Linked DNA regions of Homo sapiens: region 2 is linked to region 1. A link is a contact called in ENCODE Hi-C or POLR2A ChIA-PET data. All regions are on one chromosome and are shown on one strand. Each heading gives the region's core, a stretch centred on a gene start or an enhancer-like site at or near the end of the contact. The rest is flanking DNA. Distances are from core to core; before and after follow the strand shown. Region 1 has its middle 13 kb from the start of LINC02525. Region 2 overlaps RREB1 (ras responsive element binding protein 1).

Region 1 (3,820 bases), core at 1,235-3,734:
ACAGGCCAGTGGATGAGGCAGATGTCAAATATGCCTGGAGATGCTGAAGGACACACGTCTCTCCACTGTTGCCAGTGGGATTAAAAGATCATTCTTCCTTTCAGGCATTTGAATTACAAAAGCAATGCAATACCAAAACATCAAAAGTAGGTTTAATAGTCTCCCTTCCCTGCCCCTCTCGACACCAGAACACACTGCACATATTTCTTCTTGATCATGACCCTGGAGAGATGGTTTCATGGAAGTTTATATGTTTGCACTTCAAAGTCGATGACTTCAAGTCTTCATTATGTTACAATTTTGCTGGTTCCATTTTATAACCTAGAGAAATGTCTTAGGAGCCAGGCATGGTGGCTCACACCTGTAATCCCAACACTGGGAGGGCAAGGTGGGAGGATTGCTTGAGCCCAGGAATTCAAGACCAGCCTGGGAAACATAGGGAGACCCTGTCTCTACAATTTTTTTTTTAAATTAGCTAGGTGTGGTGGTGCATACCTGTAGTCCCAGCTACTTGGGAGGCTGAGACAGGAGGAGGATCACTTGAGCCCAGGAGATTGAGGCTGCAGTGAACTGTGATGGCACCACGGCACTCCAGCCTGGATGACAGAGTGAGACCCTTACTCTTAAATAAAATTAAAAAAAGAAAAATGTCTTTGTTTAGTGTTGCTGTGTGTGTGCTTGGGTGCGTGTGTGTGTGTGTGTGTGTGTATGTGTGTGATTTGTAACAGAGGTTGGGATTTCAAGAGAAGAACAAAAAAGTCAAATATTTTCTCAAACTCTTCTCTCATAAAAGAAAGAAGGTTTGGCTGGGCACAGTGGCTCATGCCTGTAATCCTAGCACTTTGGGAGGCCAAGATGGGTGGATCACCTGGGGTCAGGAGTTCAAGACCAGCCTGGCCAATGTGGTGAAATCCCATCTCTACTAAAAATGCAAAATTTAGCTGGGCGTGGTGGCACATGCTACTAGCTACTTGGGAGGCTGAGGCAGGAGAATCACTTGAACCCGGGAGGTGGAGGTTGCAGTGAGCTGAGATCACAACACTGCACTCCAGCCTGGGCGACAGAGCAAGACTCTGTGTCAAAGAAAAGAAAGATTTTTAGCAATTCAGTGACACGAAAGTGAAATGGTTGCAACAGCTGCCAAATTAGGGAAGATTAGCCCTTCCAAACATTAGGCGAAGCAAGATGGGACTCGTTTTAGAAGCTGCAAAGAGTTTGGATTCCCTTTTCATCTCATTATATCCACAGTTGAGAGAATTTCAGGGTGGGAGTGTATCTAAGGTTCCCCAGCACACTGCATTTCTAAGGGTACCGTGGTTCTCGGGAGACATCAGTGACCCTTCCTCCTGTCCTTCTCTTGCTTCCTTGGTATTCTCCTCACCCTTTCCTGATGGGCTGTTACTGATTCTGTCTCCATAGCTGAGCTGTAAAACATTGCATACCACGGATGACGCACATTTGCCCTGGATCCTTTTCCATCCCTCAGCAATCTGTGACCCAGCCCTTTGCCAGCTGCTTGGGAGCCAACACTAATGACTGGAAGCAGGTCGGGGCCATGAACCTCTGAGACGGGAAAACTTGCAGGCAAGAAGGAATTCCTACCAGGCAGCATAGCGCTTAGACCGAAATGCAGCTCCGCCAAAACTGGCTGATGGGGAAATGACTGAGACATTTCTCTATGTCTGAGAAACTTAAAGTTTTGTGGAGAAAGGAACTGACAGAATTTCTATGTAAAGTTGTCAGAACCAAGGGGGCTTAGGAAATCCACCTCGGTTCCGAGAAGACTCCCTGAACGGCGTGGTGGGGAGCTTTATCTTGAAAAGGATGAGTGATGGATGAGGTGGCAAGGGCAGGCTCGGAAGAGTGAGGTAGAGAGAGAGAGAGAGAGAGAGAGAGAGCAGGAGCCCAAGCTTGGGGGCTGGTCAGCAGGGAGCAGGGGAAGCTTTCAGGTACTGGGTAGGGCTAGAGGTAGGGTGACTGTCAATCAGGGTAGAAGTCTGCTTTCAGAGGGTATTCAGCATTGTATTAGGACACTTGCACTTTATACTTCAGGGAAATGAGAGTTTAAGAAGTGAAATAACAGGATCAGGTTTTCAATTCTGATAATCACCCTGGCTGCAGTACAAAGCATAGATTGGAATCTCTCTTCTTAGTGTAGTATCTGTCAATGGTGGGTGCTCAGTAAATATCTGTTGAACAAATGGTCAGTGAAGAAAGGAAAGGGAAAAAGATCCCTTTTAATAGGCTTAATGGGCCTGCAGCGAAAAGTGTCACCTATGAAACTCTCCAGACAGGTGGGGTGGGGGAATTTGACACAGATGCTGCTGCCCTGCTGCAGCTTTGTTTCATTCTGTTTTTAATTTACCGGGGCTGCAAGGGAAAGGGCGACTTCTGGGATCTCTGGAGCTAGGATGAGTCAAAGGCCTGCTGACGACATGCTAGAGCTCTGCTCCTCGCAGCACGATCAGGCAGCAGCGGCATCAGCTGGGAACTTGGTGGAAATGTAGAATCTCTGGCCCCGCCCTAGACCAACTAAGCCAGAATCTGCATTTAACTAGATCCCCAGGTGATGAGTAGGCACTTGAGGGTTAGAGGAGCCGGGTGTAGACTCAGAAGCTCCGCCCTGCAGATGAATCATCAGGAGAACCCGGAAGAAGTAGGAAGAGTGGGAGACCTGAGAAATCCGTATTTTCCCAGTCTCCTCTGCTTGAGACTGCAAGTGGGGCCACACTAATAGAAACCTATGGTTTTCTCCAAAAGCCCCAGCAATTTCATATGATTCAACCTAGTACTTTGGAGAGTCCCCAGAGTGTGACTCATGACTCCCCCTCACTCAGTTACCACATGGAATTCCCACTTTCCTGCTCTCTGACCTGGGCACCAGCCACGGCTCCCAAGGGTGCTTGCTTTACGGGGCACTCTGTCTAAGAGGTGAGAATTCTTCTGCACTGCCTTGAATGGCTTCAGCAATGACAACGATGATAACCAACAATGTCAAGAACTGCTATACACCAGGCACTGTTCTAGGTACTCTTTTGGATTTAACCTTATGAATCATAATGATCGTTACTATTTCACAGATGAAATTTCTATTTCACAGATAAAGAAACTAAAGCCCAGAGAGGTTAAGGAGCTTGCCAAGTCACAGGGCATGTGAGTGGAGTGACGCCTGCTTATCATTTGGGCCCCGGGGGCAGAGCTGCTTGATGCTCCAAGAATCACACAGAACCTTTAGCAAACGAGCTCTTTTTGTTTATTGCTGGGAGCATGAGCTATAAGCTAAAGAAACCACTCAGAGGAACTAGAGACTTATGAGTGGTTCTAAGATAAGTTAATGAGGTTAGGGCTGTGCTGCTGGGGGTGCATGTGTTCCCAGGAGCTGATGTGGCCCACTGAGTCCCTATAACCTCCAGCATAATCAGGCTCAGGCTGTAGCCCCTGCTGCTGGGGCAGACAGAGGAGTTCAGTGAAGGCTGGAACTGTCACAGGCAAGCAGCTCTGCCCGAGGAAACCTGAGCAGGATCAGGAGAAGCGGGATGAGGCCAGTGAGGAGCCCCAGACCAGGGCCACAGAGACCCCCAGGATCTACTGAAGGTGATGGAACACCCCAAAGACAATGCTGAATGTCTACATGAGGAAGTGTCTCCATCACCGGTGGCCCAGAGATAACTGAGGGAGCAATACAGGACCCGAAGGCCGAGGTCCATCCTTGGGCTATGTCCAGGAATGAGAGAAAGGAGGAGGCCCATGCCCAGAAGCGCCTTCACCCCAGGTCCGCTGTGGTCTCACGACTGAGACCCCCTGCTTGCACCCAACCCAG
Region 2 (3,970 bases), core at 1,369-3,868, 3.9 Mb after region 1:
ATATCTCAGATCTGTTTGATAGGTTGGGCTTAAGACTGATGATGTGGGCATCCTCTTTATAATGAAGTCAGGCTAAGCGAAGCTATGTTGAAGTATCAAACAAAGCCTGAAATCCCAGTGGCTCAACCCATAAAGTGCCGTTGCTTGTTGGTGTAGAATCCTCTGCAGGTCTGGCAGCTCTCTAGTATAGCTCCCTTACAAGTGGTAACCCAGGGATCCAGGCTGCTCTTGTCTTATAGCTACTCTGTCATTACACATGCTTCCAGGTTGCCACCACAAGGAAAGAGCTAGTGGGTTACATACTGACTTTGAAAGGCTGCAGTCTGGAAGTGATGGCTGGTACTTGTGCTCACAGCTCATTGGCCAGGACTAGTCATGTGACCTGCCTGACCACAAAGGTATACGGTTGCCAGGAAATATGGAAGAATATGTGGATATTCTTTGAGCAGTGAGCATCTTTGCTTTATTCTCCTTTTCCATTTCATCTCCATAAGGTTCTCTATGCACATAAACTAGATGAAGCTTAGGCCTGAAGCCTAGAACATAATGACACTTTGGTTCTCAAAGTGTGGTCCCCAGACAAGCAGCATTAGCATCACCTGGGAACTTGTTAGAAACACAGATTCCTAGGCCCCACTCCAGCCCTGCTGAATCAGAAATGTGGAGGTGGGGCCCAGAAATCTGTTATCATAAGCTCTCCAGGTGCATACTAAAGTTTGAAAATGACTGCCCAGTGGGAGTACAATGTTTGTAGCACCTGTTGAACTCATCACTGGGGACGTGAAGGACTAATAGACACTTGCTAATGTGAACGTACAGTATGTGTGCTCAGGTGTGAGCATGTATATGATAATAAAAAGCACTGAGGGATGGTATCATGTGTGCCAGACAGGTTTTAGCACTTTATAGATTTGACTAATCTATTTCTCAGAACAGTCATATGATTTCAGTATTATTATTGTCTCCATCTCACAGATGAGGAAATTGCAGAACTGAGAGGTTCCCTAACTGTCTAAGGGTCAGGCCACTTACCACTGCTGGCAAGTGGTAGAGGCAGGATTTGCGATGTGGTTCCAGAGCCTACTCCTTAACTACCATGCAATTCCGCTTGTTCATCTTTGGGTGGTTACCCACCGGGCCTTAAGGTAGTCTTTTCATTTTTTCTTGAATGGAGACAGTCTGTCAGAGTTCGCAGGAAGTGTGGTGTGCTGGTGACAGTTCACATTCCAAGTTAAGCCCCCTTACCACGAGCTTCATTCGTTGGTGGTTTACGTGTGGGGGGTGCTGGTGACAGTGTTGGTCAATACTAGAGGGGCATGGCTAGGCAGCAGCTGCCCAGTCATTTAAAACTGAACAATAAATAGAACGGGGTTGTTAGGGGCGGAACGAAGGGGCCTAGTGGGAAGTGGTTTCTCAGAGGGAGATAGTTCAGTCGCACTAGAAGAATATTTTCTTCAGTTAACCTATGTGTAATTTTCAGGCTTATGAGAAGAAAGGCCCTGTTCTCATCACCCTCCCTTTTGATTCTTCTTTGGTCTTTTTCCATCATCCATCTGCCTGCCCTGAGATGCTCATCTGAGGCCTGATTCCATCAGGTGGTCTGAAGAAGGTTTCTATGAAGTCTTTATGAGCTGGACTTCAGTTTTGTTTTGTTTGTTTGTTTGTCTGAGACAGAGCTTTGCTCTGTTGCCCAGGCTGGAGTGCAGTGGCACGATCTTGGCTCACTGCAACTTCCGTCTCCCGGGTTTAAGCGATTCTCCTGCCTCACTCAGCCTCCCGAGTGGCTGGGATTATAGGCCTGTGCCACCACACCCAGCTAATTTTCATATTTTTGGTAGAGACAGGGTTTCACCCTGTTGGCCTGGCTAGTCTCGAACTCCTGACCTCAGGTGATTGGCCTGCCTCAGCCTCCCAAGGTGCTGGGATTACAGGCGTGAGCCACAGCATCCGGCCAGGACTTAAGTTTTAATAGAGAAAATGTGTTTTCCCTTCCAAGAAACCTGATAAAATAGTTTCCTCCCCTTGCACTTGGGAAATCCAGATAGAGTTAGATGTGATTTAATCTTTTGAATTTTGAACTGATTGAAAAGGATTTTCCAAGTGACATTAAGAACTTGCATCCTTTTAAATTTTTTAATTATTAACTGCATTTTCTTTCTTCCAGGTGGGTCTATTATTTGTTGTTGTTTAGGTGTCCTTTGCTGGCCCATGTATTCCCTTGGCTTCTTTGTCTTTTGTGTTCAGCAGACTAGAACTGAGACAGCTCCTTGGCAGCTCTGTCCTGGACAGTACCGGCTTTAACTCTAGGTAGAAGATAAAGATAGCATCACCCCTTTCGGGTTTCATGTTGGCTGGGAACAGCTGCTAAGCTTTGTATAACTCACAAAGTAACATTTCATTCCAGATTTGCTGAAATTTTTAGTTTTCTGCAAGCCAGGGCTTAACCACGGGGTTTTTTCTCATTCACACTTAAGAGTCTAGACTTTTCGTTTGAGAAGCAGTTGCTTGTCTTGGAGTTTAGTAATTGAAGGGAACAGAGGTGGGAGAGGGAGGAAATTATTTGCATAAGTTGTTTTAAAGCTCCGTCCACTTCCTTTCCCTTCATCACTTTAAATGGTTTAATTTGCTTAGGTACTTCAGCAGAGGTGTAGATAATTGAGGTAAATCTCGAGTCAAATCTAAACAAAAGAAAGAACTGACCTAAAAAAGAGCAACTGAACTCACACTAATTGAATCACAGATTTGCTCAGACCAATCTAACCTGTGAGGAAGGCCAGGGAACACTGTGCCCTTGATGTGCTTTTTGCCTCTTAAGAGGGAACACCAGCCAGTCCCTTGTGGCTCTCCCAGCCACCTTCCGCACTGAGCCACATCTGGGTTAGAGCTGCAAAATTCACCCTGAAAAAAATGTGAAAGCCATTTTGGGTTGGACATTTGTAAAACAAATTTTTTCTCCTTTTGGAGACCTGGTGCCCTTGGTATTTGTATATAGAATCCACTTGTTTATTCTTGAGGAGAGCAGCTATGTGTGTGAATTGGGCATCCGTTGGAAGAAACATAACAGGCTTGCCTGTAACAGCTGGAATATAGTTGCAGCCCTTTGAAATAAGACAATCTTAGTTTTCCTTCCTTCTCCTTAGCCAGCCATCCAGCGTAGGAAACAGGATGCTGTGTACGTACCCTGAGTAGGAGGAGAGGGTTCCAGAGTGCCACTTGGCTGCTCCTGTGTACCCATTCTTGTTCAAGAGCACCTTGAGATCACATGGTCTTAAATGCCAAAGCTGACCAAGAGCTGCCCCTCTGTTCAGCTTCGTCGTCCCTGGCTGTTGGGGAGGACTTTGTCTGTCTGACTGCCGCTGGGCTGCCTTGCCCCAGCTCCCTGGGGTCCTTTGCTCCGTAATCCATCAGCTCTTCTTTTCTCTTCTTCTTACTCATAGTATAAGACCCGACTGCCCATTTTTTGGAGATGACTAATTAATTAGTAAAATATTTGGCTGGGCGCGGTGGCTCACGTCTGAAATCCCAGCACTTTGGGATGCAGAGGCAGGCAGATGGCTTGAGTTCAGGAAGTTGGAGACCAGCCTAGGCAACATGGTGAAACCCTGTCTCTACCAAAAATACAAAAACTTAGCCAGGTGTGGTGGGGCGTGCCTGTAGTCCCAGCCACTTAGGAGGCTGAGGCACAAGAATTGCTTGAACCCGGGAGGTGGAGGTTGTAGTGAGCCAAGATCGTGCAGCTGCACTCCAGCCTGGGCAACAGAGTAAGACTCCATCTCAAAAAAAAAAAAAATTGAGTGCCTACTGTGTGCACATGTACCCTGTGTGACCATGGGCCAGGCACAGTGGTTCATGCCTGTAATCCCAGCACTTTGAGAGGCTGAAGCAGGTGGATTGCTCGAGCCCAGGAGTTCGAGACCAGCCTGGGCAACATAGTGAGACTCCGTCTCTCCAAAAAAAAAATAAAGTTAGC

The links. A loop is a pair of places that touch in the nucleus more often than their neighbours do. ChIA-PET counts read pairs that join two places held with the same protein, here RNA polymerase II (POLR2A). Pooled maps may share reads with other maps.
Region 2: a pooled map shows a loop between it and region 1 (2.3-fold over the local background). The contact joins two enhancer-like sites. A Hi-C loop is called at or near these places in 1 of 50 pooled maps. POLR2A ChIA-PET finds 5 or more read pairs at or near these places in 2 of 52 experiments (WTC11 and endothelial cell of umbilical vein).

What each region holds. Positions count from the first base shown.
Region 1 is chr6:3,206,812-3,210,631 of GRCh38, forward strand. No RefSeq gene overlaps it. Among named protein-coding and RNA genes, the nearest start is that of LINC02525, 13 kb to the left of the region's middle. RefSeq lists enhancers at 2,237-3,436, 2,384-2,678, 2,679-2,768. Within about 2 kb of position 2,485, at least 7 of the 41 ENCODE cell types and tissues checked have a DNase peak (open chromatin) inside an H3K27ac peak, as active enhancers do.
Region 2 is chr6:7,153,658-7,157,627 of GRCh38, forward strand. The region is part of intron 1 of RREB1 (ras responsive element binding protein 1); the gene reads left to right. Among named protein-coding and RNA genes, the nearest start is that of RREB1, 48 kb to the left of the region's middle. RefSeq lists an enhancer at 2,790-3,456. Within about 2 kb of position 2,619, at least 7 of the 41 ENCODE cell types and tissues checked have a DNase peak (open chromatin) inside an H3K27ac peak, as active enhancers do.